2 separate regions of the Mus musculus genome follow, and region 2 is linked to region 1. The links are chromatin contacts, found by Hi-C or POLR2A ChIA-PET in ENCODE. All regions are on one chromosome and are shown on one strand. The core of a region is the stretch at or near the end of the contact, and the rest is flanking DNA. Distances in the headings are between cores, read along the strand shown.

What was found. Hi-C counts contacts between places; a loop is a spot of excess contacts on that map. ChIA-PET counts read pairs that join two places held with the same protein, here RNA polymerase II (POLR2A).
Region 2: a loop to region 1 is called in a map of T-helper 2 cell, with 6 times the contacts of the local background. The contact joins the promoter of Upf3a here to the enhancer-like site in region 1. A Hi-C loop is called at or near these places in 1 of 37 maps with a recorded cell type or tissue (T-helper 2 cell). POLR2A ChIA-PET finds 5 or more read pairs at or near these places in 1 of 5 experiments (Patski).

What each region holds. Positions count from the first base shown.
Region 1 is chr8:13,211,935-13,215,640 of GRCm38, forward strand. No RefSeq gene overlaps it. Among named protein-coding and RNA genes, the nearest start is that of 2810030D12Rik, 13 kb to the left of the region's middle. Within about 2 kb of position 2,122, at least 1 of the 3 ENCODE cell types and tissues checked has a DNase peak (open chromatin) inside an H3K27ac peak, as active enhancers do.
Region 2 is chr8:13,783,684-13,787,389 of GRCm38, forward strand. It overlaps Upf3a (UPF3 regulator of nonsense transcripts homolog A (yeast)), which reads left to right and starts at 1,932. Exons shown (of 9, transcript NM_025924.2): 1 at 1,932-2,201; 2 at 2,464-2,570; 3 at 3,682-3,706. The coding sequence starts at 2,001. Gm46032 (a long non-coding RNA gene) reads right to left here and starts at 1,373. Exons shown (of 2, transcript XR_001778519.2): 1 at 42-1,373.

The sequences.
Region 1 (3,706 bases), core at 872-3,371:
CCTGTCTCGGAAAAACAAAAACAAAAACAAACAAACAAACAAAAAACAATAAATAAATAAATAAATAAATTTTGTTGCCTGTTGCTGCTGCTGTGTTTGAGACTTTATTTTTCTGTTTTTAAAAAAGGATTTATTTATTTATTTGAGCACACTGTAGCTATTTTCAGACACACCAGAAGACGGCAACAGCTTCCATTACAGATGGTTGTGAGCCACCATGTGGTTGCTGGGAATTGAACTCAGGACCTCTGGAAGAGCAGTCAGTGCTCTTAACTGCTGAGCCATCTCTCCAGCCCTCTTTATTTTTCTTTTATGAGTGTTTTGATGCATATACATGCACCACAAGCATGAAGTACCAAAGGAGGCCAGAGGAATGCATCGGCACCCCTGGGAATGGAGTTACAGACAGTTGTAAGGCACTATATGCTGGGAACTGAGCCCAGGTCCTCTACAAGAGCAGCAAATGCTCTTGACCACAGAACTGTGTCTTAAGTACCATGCCTTTTAATTCTGGTAAATCCTCACATTCTCCTAGCAACATAGAAATATGACCTATATACAATAAAACTCACCCACTTGATGTTTCCAGTTTTCAGTGGCTCTGCTGTGTGAGCCTCAGAACAGTGTATCTTTCAATGCCCAGATGGCTGCATGACCCTAAACTCTTCCTCGTGGATGGTCGTCACACAGAGGCTTTTCAAGGGCAGAGGTGAGCATCAGCGTCCTATCCACCGGGTGCTGCGGGTGCTGTTGTTTCTGCTATCATTGAGGCTGTGCTGGGCATTACTGAGGCTGTTGGAGTACCATGGACATCGGGTCTGCACCTCAGCAGGTCCATGTTTGCTTTACTCTTCTGTCCCTTTAATCTCGTATCTCCTCAGTTCTTTGATTATTGGTGCTTTGTGGAAGTGCATGCGTGCGTGCGTGCGTGCGTGCGTGTGTGTGTGTGTGTGTGTGTGTGTGTGTGTTGTGCATTTCTTGTAGCTTCTTGCTGTGAATGGACCCATGTCTTCCTTACACATAGGAATGTTTGTCCCATAAGGCAAACTCTGCCTCTTCTCTTTTTTGTTTTGTTGCGGGCGGGGGGCGGGGGCGGGGGCGGGGGGCGGGGGGCGGGGGCGGGGGGCGGGGCGGGGGGCGGGGCGGGGGGGAGTATGTCCAGGCTTCACGCCTTGCTGGCTAGCGTCCAGGAGACCTACCTTGTCACCTAAAGAGTGAAAGCTTGAGGTCCTGCCCCGTGTTGGTAAGGAGATGCATCAGGATGACAAGCCTTTGCCACCAGAAACCCTCGGGAGTTTTTCCACGTAATGAACCTCCACGCAGGTCAATCTGAGTCTGCACTCCGCTGCTCCAGAGGAGTTGAAGAGCAAAGATGGTCACTGATCTTGTTTCCCATTTTTCTCCCAGTCAGAACCTCTGGTGGCAGAGATGTTTGTGTAGTCACATGGTGGACCCAATGCTTGTTGTTATGTCCCAGCACACGATCAGGAGTCCCCTGACCCTTCAGGCCTTCAGGAGGGGTCACCATGACCTAGCAAGCGTATCTGTTCTCCTCATTGCTCTAGCTGCCGCGTGGTACCTGCTCACTGGGGTGCTCAGTGGTTGCTGACCACAGAAAGCCCACAGATGACTATTTTCTGCCATCTGCTTCATCTGTGGTGGTTTCACCTCATCCTGCGGCCTTCTGTTGAACTCTCAGAGGCACTGAGGAGCCCTGACAGAGGGCAGGAAGTGGCTAAACGAGAGTGCTTTTCCATCCTCTCAAGGCAGAACAAAACCACAATACTCCCCTCTGCTGAAGGGGCCATTTTGGGGGCTGGGCCAGGGGCCGGAAGTATGTTCCTCCTAGAAGACAACATCAGGCCAGGGCATGGAAGGCCCAACCCCTGCCACAACCATACCAGTAGGCATTGTGCTCAGCAATGTTTTAGTGCTAAATGCAGTGTCCCATTTAGAGTTCTAGGTCTTACCCCATCTCCCTAGAAACCCAGGCAATGACCTGTGAATTTGTGTGCCATGCCTGCCCCTCCCCCATGCTCCATTCACCTCAGTTTTAGTCTGGTAAAGTCGCAGGGCCACGGAGAGTGGCAGCAGCTGGTTGTACTTGCTGGGTTTGCACAATTGCAGCTGTGCCCTGTAGCCCTGCCAATGCTGCCATCTGGAGGTTAGCAGTGCCCCCTGGTGGCGCCTGAGAATCAAGAGTCACGGGGACCTGGGTACAGAAAACTGGACAGGCACACTGATCCACCACATGACTTCAGGGCCTCCCAGTCTCTCACAATGTCCAGCACCCAGCTCAGAGAACAGAATCTAGATGTAGAGAACCCGAGGACATGGGGAAAAGTCACAGGGGAAAGGCAGAGGCAAGGGGATTTCCCACTCCCTTAGTGTCACTGGGACTGAACCATTGAAGTAGCCCTCAGCAAAATGGAGCCAAAACCCCTCTGCACAAAGGCAGGTTGCTGCCTGTAGCCCTCTGCGCTTGTATGGGAAGTGTCTCAACGCCACCACGCCCGGCTATCTCAACGCTTTCTTAGCAGGAGTCTGCACACGGATTTTCTAGCAGGCTACTACTCTGAGTTAATTAGTGATGATGCGCTTTTGGATGCATGGAGCAAGTTCCATGCCTGGCAGTGGTGGAGCATGTGCATGCTTTTAATCCTAGCACTCAGGAGGCAGAGGCGGAGGTGGAGGCAGGAGGATATCTGTGAGTTCAAGGCCAGCCTGGTCCACAGAGTGAGTTTCAGGACAGCCAGGGCTACATAGAGAAATTCTGTCTCAACCAATAACTAACTAACTAACTAACTAAATAAATAAATAAATAAATAAATAGTAAAAAATAAATAAAAAATAAAAGCTCTTATTGTCATCATAGAGTCAGCTAAACCATAGCCACAGCCACCACTCAGCAGACTAACACACAAGCGAGCAGTCCTTGGTGTGATCAGTGCTTTCTCATAATGTTTAGAAAAGTACAAAGACTTCCATTAAGAACTTTCAAACTTAAGGCTGAAGAGATGGCTCAGTGGTTAAGAGCACTGGCTACTCTTCCAAAGGACCCAGGGGTTCAATTCCAAGCATCCACATGGTAGTCTCAACTGTGTGTAATTCCAGTTACGGGGGTGGGAGGGCTGACATCCTCACAGAGACATCCATGCAGGTAGAACACCAATGTTAATAAAATAAAAGAATAAAAAGGTGAAAAAAAGAGTTTTCACAATTAAAATATATCTATAGAAAGGTTGGGTCAAGGCTCAGTGAGGGCTTTCCTCTCTGGACTAGAAGTCGCCAGATCACCCCAAGCTCTGGCCACGGGTAGGTCCTCAGCTCCTTAGGTCCTGTTACTCTCTTCACTAAGAGAAGGGCTTGTACACACAGGGGAGGGCTCCCATCCCTGGGACAGAGTCCCTTCTCATTTCAGAGTGAAGGGTCCTCCCCTTTGTACTTTATCATAGGAAGAGACTGACAGCTGACTGCTTTAGAGGGAGGGAGGGGGAGGAGGGAGGGGAGGAGGGAGGGAGAAGGAGGAGGGAGGGGAGGAGGGAAGGAGACTTTCAGTGGGCTGTGACAACTGGTATTCCCTTCACTTCTTTTCTGCCCTGCCTCCTTGAGTGTCCTGGGCTACTTAGATGTCCGGCCACATTGTATCACCACTGAAGTAGCAAGTCACCCAAGTGTGGCCTTGACACATACTAGAAGAACCTGT
Region 2 (3,706 bases), core at 682-3,181, 570 kb after region 1:
CAGTAATGTAAATAATTTATAATCTAATGTCTGGGACTTACTCATGATCTTCCGGGCTCCAGGGGACTTGGGCAGCTCCATGTCTCAGGCTGGCTCTGCCATCCACAACTCACAGCTTGTCTGGTAGGCTTAAGTAGGCTCCACTCCTCACCTGACATGGTCCTGCAGTCCTAGCATCTCCAGCATGCTGGAGTTTCTACTGCCTCTCCTGGCTCTTTCCAGTTTCAATCTCAGCTCATTTCTGTGACCTCTTAAATCTTGCAGCGTTCATGCCTACACAATCAGTTCCACTATGTGGGGTACACATTACCAAGTCAGGTTTCCTGCTTGAGATAGCCTTGACTGCATCTGGACTGCAGTGTCTGTGTGCTGACCTTTAGGAAGTATATCCAGAAAATTGCACTTTGATGATGCTGGTCTTATTAATCACAACTGATTCTTCATCCCCAGCTAACCATCATTATTTGTCCCAATAAAGGTAGATTCTTAATCCAAATATCACAAGAACATCCCTGGTATCCCTCTGATACTTCATAATGTCTCTCTTCTTTCAATGGTATCTTTCATGTTTCCACAACTCATTACACTCTGAACACTGACCAAAAGCAACTTGTGGGAGGAAGAGATTTAGTTCCTCTTCTAGCTCTCTGGTCACATCCCTCAGTGAGGGAAATCAGAGAAGAAATTCAAGTAGGAGTTTGGAGGCAAGAACTAGCAGGGCCACAGAGAATGCTTATTGGCTTTATTACAAGCAAGGTCCAACTGCTGTGGGACCCTTTCACGTCCATTAGTCAAGAAACTGTTCCACAGGCCAATCTGATGAAAATAATGCCTCAACTCTTTCCTCTTCACAACCAAGTGACTATTTTGAGTCAAGCTGACATAAACTAACCAGCAGTTTGCCAGACAGGTGAAAGGGTGTTGGGTCAGGCACACAGGAGGACAGTCAATGGCTTTATCTTTAAGGGGGCAAAAGCCAGCCCGAGATAATTTTGGCTCCAAGCTTGTAATGTTCCAACTTTCTTCCATTGTGAAGTTACTATCCATCGACCTTGTACTATCTTAACAACTGGGTATGGGTTGGTTTTTCCTGACAACTCGTCGTCCACATTTTTATCAGCCTCTCACACGTGTGTTTTCTTCCTAATAAAGGTTAAGAGGCTATCAGAACTTCTGGTCAGTGTAACTGGTTATTCCAAACTGAGCTGGTTCAAGTGATGGGCTCAGTCCTAGCTTTCTTTGCAACACGAAATACTGGAAAACCGCTCTTGCCCAGGCTTTTATAGAACTCTCGATGTTTGAGGCCTGTTTGACGCAGACCTAAACGGTTTTGAGTCTTTGGCTTATTTAAAACGTCACATTTCAGGAGTGCCACGATCGATTTCTGAAAATCTCTCATTCTCCTTTACCATTAACGTAGGGAGAATGGTGCTATACATCATTGAGCACATGGGAAAACTGTATTGTTCGTATATCTGCTACAAATAAAATAAAAATAAAAAGCCAGACGCCTTTAATCCCAGGAGGCAGAGGATCTCTGAGCTCCAGGAGAGCCAGGTCTACAGAGTGAGTTCCAGGACAATCAAGGCTACACAAAGCCCTGTCTCAACAGAGAAAACGTGTAGGAGGGAGGCGGAGGGCAGAGTGGGGCGAGGAGAGCGACGGGTTTACTTTCGGTACTGTCCCAGTGACTCCGGGTGGACCGGGGGCTCCCAGTCCCCACCGCAGGTCAGCAGCGCACGGGACGTCCGGAGTGAGCATCTGCTCTCCGCGTGGCTGGCAGCACCGATCTCCTTCACCGTCGCCGCCGTTCTAGGACGTCCGCTGTCTTTTAAAAACTGCCGCGCTGCCCCCTACAGGCGCGGGCCAGCATTGGCACCGCCCCTTCCCTGTCAGGGCCGGGGAGGGGACACTGAACACCGAATTCCAAGGGAGGGGCTGCCTAGTCCTCGCGAGGCTTCGTTCTCGCGGAGGTGGCGGCGGCCGGCCGGCCGGTGGGGATGCGCTCGGAAGAGGGGGCCGGAGGCTTAGGCGCAGCCCTGGCTGCGCGGGGCCCGAGCTGGAGGGAGAAACTATCGAGCTCAGAGACCCACTGCCGCCGCGAGTCACCGCGGAAGGAGTCGGCGGCGCCTCCGGCCCCGACCCTAAGTGAGAGCGGGGCCGGCAAGCCTCGCGAGGAGAAGAGGACAGCCCTGAGCAAGGTGGGGGCGGGGCCCGCAAGTCTCGCGAGAGGACGGCTTCTAAGCCCCCCGGTGGGCGGGGCTTGGGGAGGGCGGGGCGGGTTGTTCATCTCAGGGGCGGAGCCTAGTCTCCGAAGTGATGCGGGCTGTTGCGAGCAGTCTGGACTAGGATTAGCGAGTCGGGGTGGAGCTGGGGAGCCGCGGTCCCCCGAGCTCCGGGGAACCTCAGGCTGAGTGGGCGTGGCGGGCGGCAGCACCTGAGTGAACGCAATGGTCATCCCAGGTGGTCCTCCGGCGTCTGCCCCCGGGCCTCACCAAAGAGCAGCTGGAAGAGCAACTGCGCCCCCTGCCGGCGCACGATTACTTCGAGGTGGTGGCTGCGGACCTCAGGTGAGGGCTGCTGCGGGACACCCACTGGTGAAGGATGGAGGACCCCGCGGGCGCTCGCAGTTGCAGTCCCCTCCCAGCTGTCAGTGCACGCCCACGTTAGGAGCGGGCAAGTCACCTCGTCAGCCCGTTACCATGCCTTCCTCGGCGTAGCTTTTAATAAACTGTATGATGAGCAAAACCGGACTGCATCCCTTACACACGTTGAGTCTGGAGTGTTTTCCCTAGTGAGGGACCAGTAACTGAGCCCTGAGAAGTGGAATCTCTCATTGCTTGCACCACCACCCAGCCAGAAGGTTCCCTGCCTGTGGGGATGCGAGCAACGCAGGGCTGACCTAAGCAGCAGATGTCAGTGCCACAGGAATTCGTGGGTTTTCCACGATACTTATTTTTATATCCTTTTATGGTATTCTTTCTCATTTGTGTCATATACGCTTTCCTTTGGGATACCAATTTTGTTTTGTTATTTTTTTTAAAGTCTATTCTAATAAAAATATGAATAATTAAATGGGTATCCTTTGAAAAACCACAGGTGGTTTTCAGGTGGCTGAAGTTTAGAAAAATGGCTAAAAGAACAGTGTGCAATTACTCGGTGTGCAATTCCGGTCCCAGCTTGTAACTTGCACCCTCTGTACGAACAACAGATTTCTCTAAACTTCTGTATTCTTTGTGAAATGGAATGGAATCGTTCCTACCTGTGAAAAGAGTTGTGTGTGAGACGGGGAGAATGATTTAGTTTTTCCTTGGTACGTGGTCTGACACCCATTCAAAATACAGCATGTCATCCATGAAGGAGCCTAGACAAGTCTCGTTCTTGTTCAGATGTACCAGAAATGGCTCTAAAAGTACCCATGGCATGGTGACTTCTGGAGTCTAGTATTTTACCCTTGGCTCTGTACAGAAGAGGCGGTCCTGGATAATTAAGGCTTCAGTTAATGGTTGCTTTATCTTCGGGGTGTTTTGTTTTGTTTTGTTTTTTTGCTAAGGAATATCCAAATTGTTAAAATTTACTGAGACGTGATTCTCGGGCATGAAAAAGTATTTGCTTATTCATAGGAGATAAGGCAGAATCAAGGGCCGTCCGTTTTACTAACCACTGTTGCCTCGGTTTCAGCCTTTATCCTCATGTCTACTCCAGA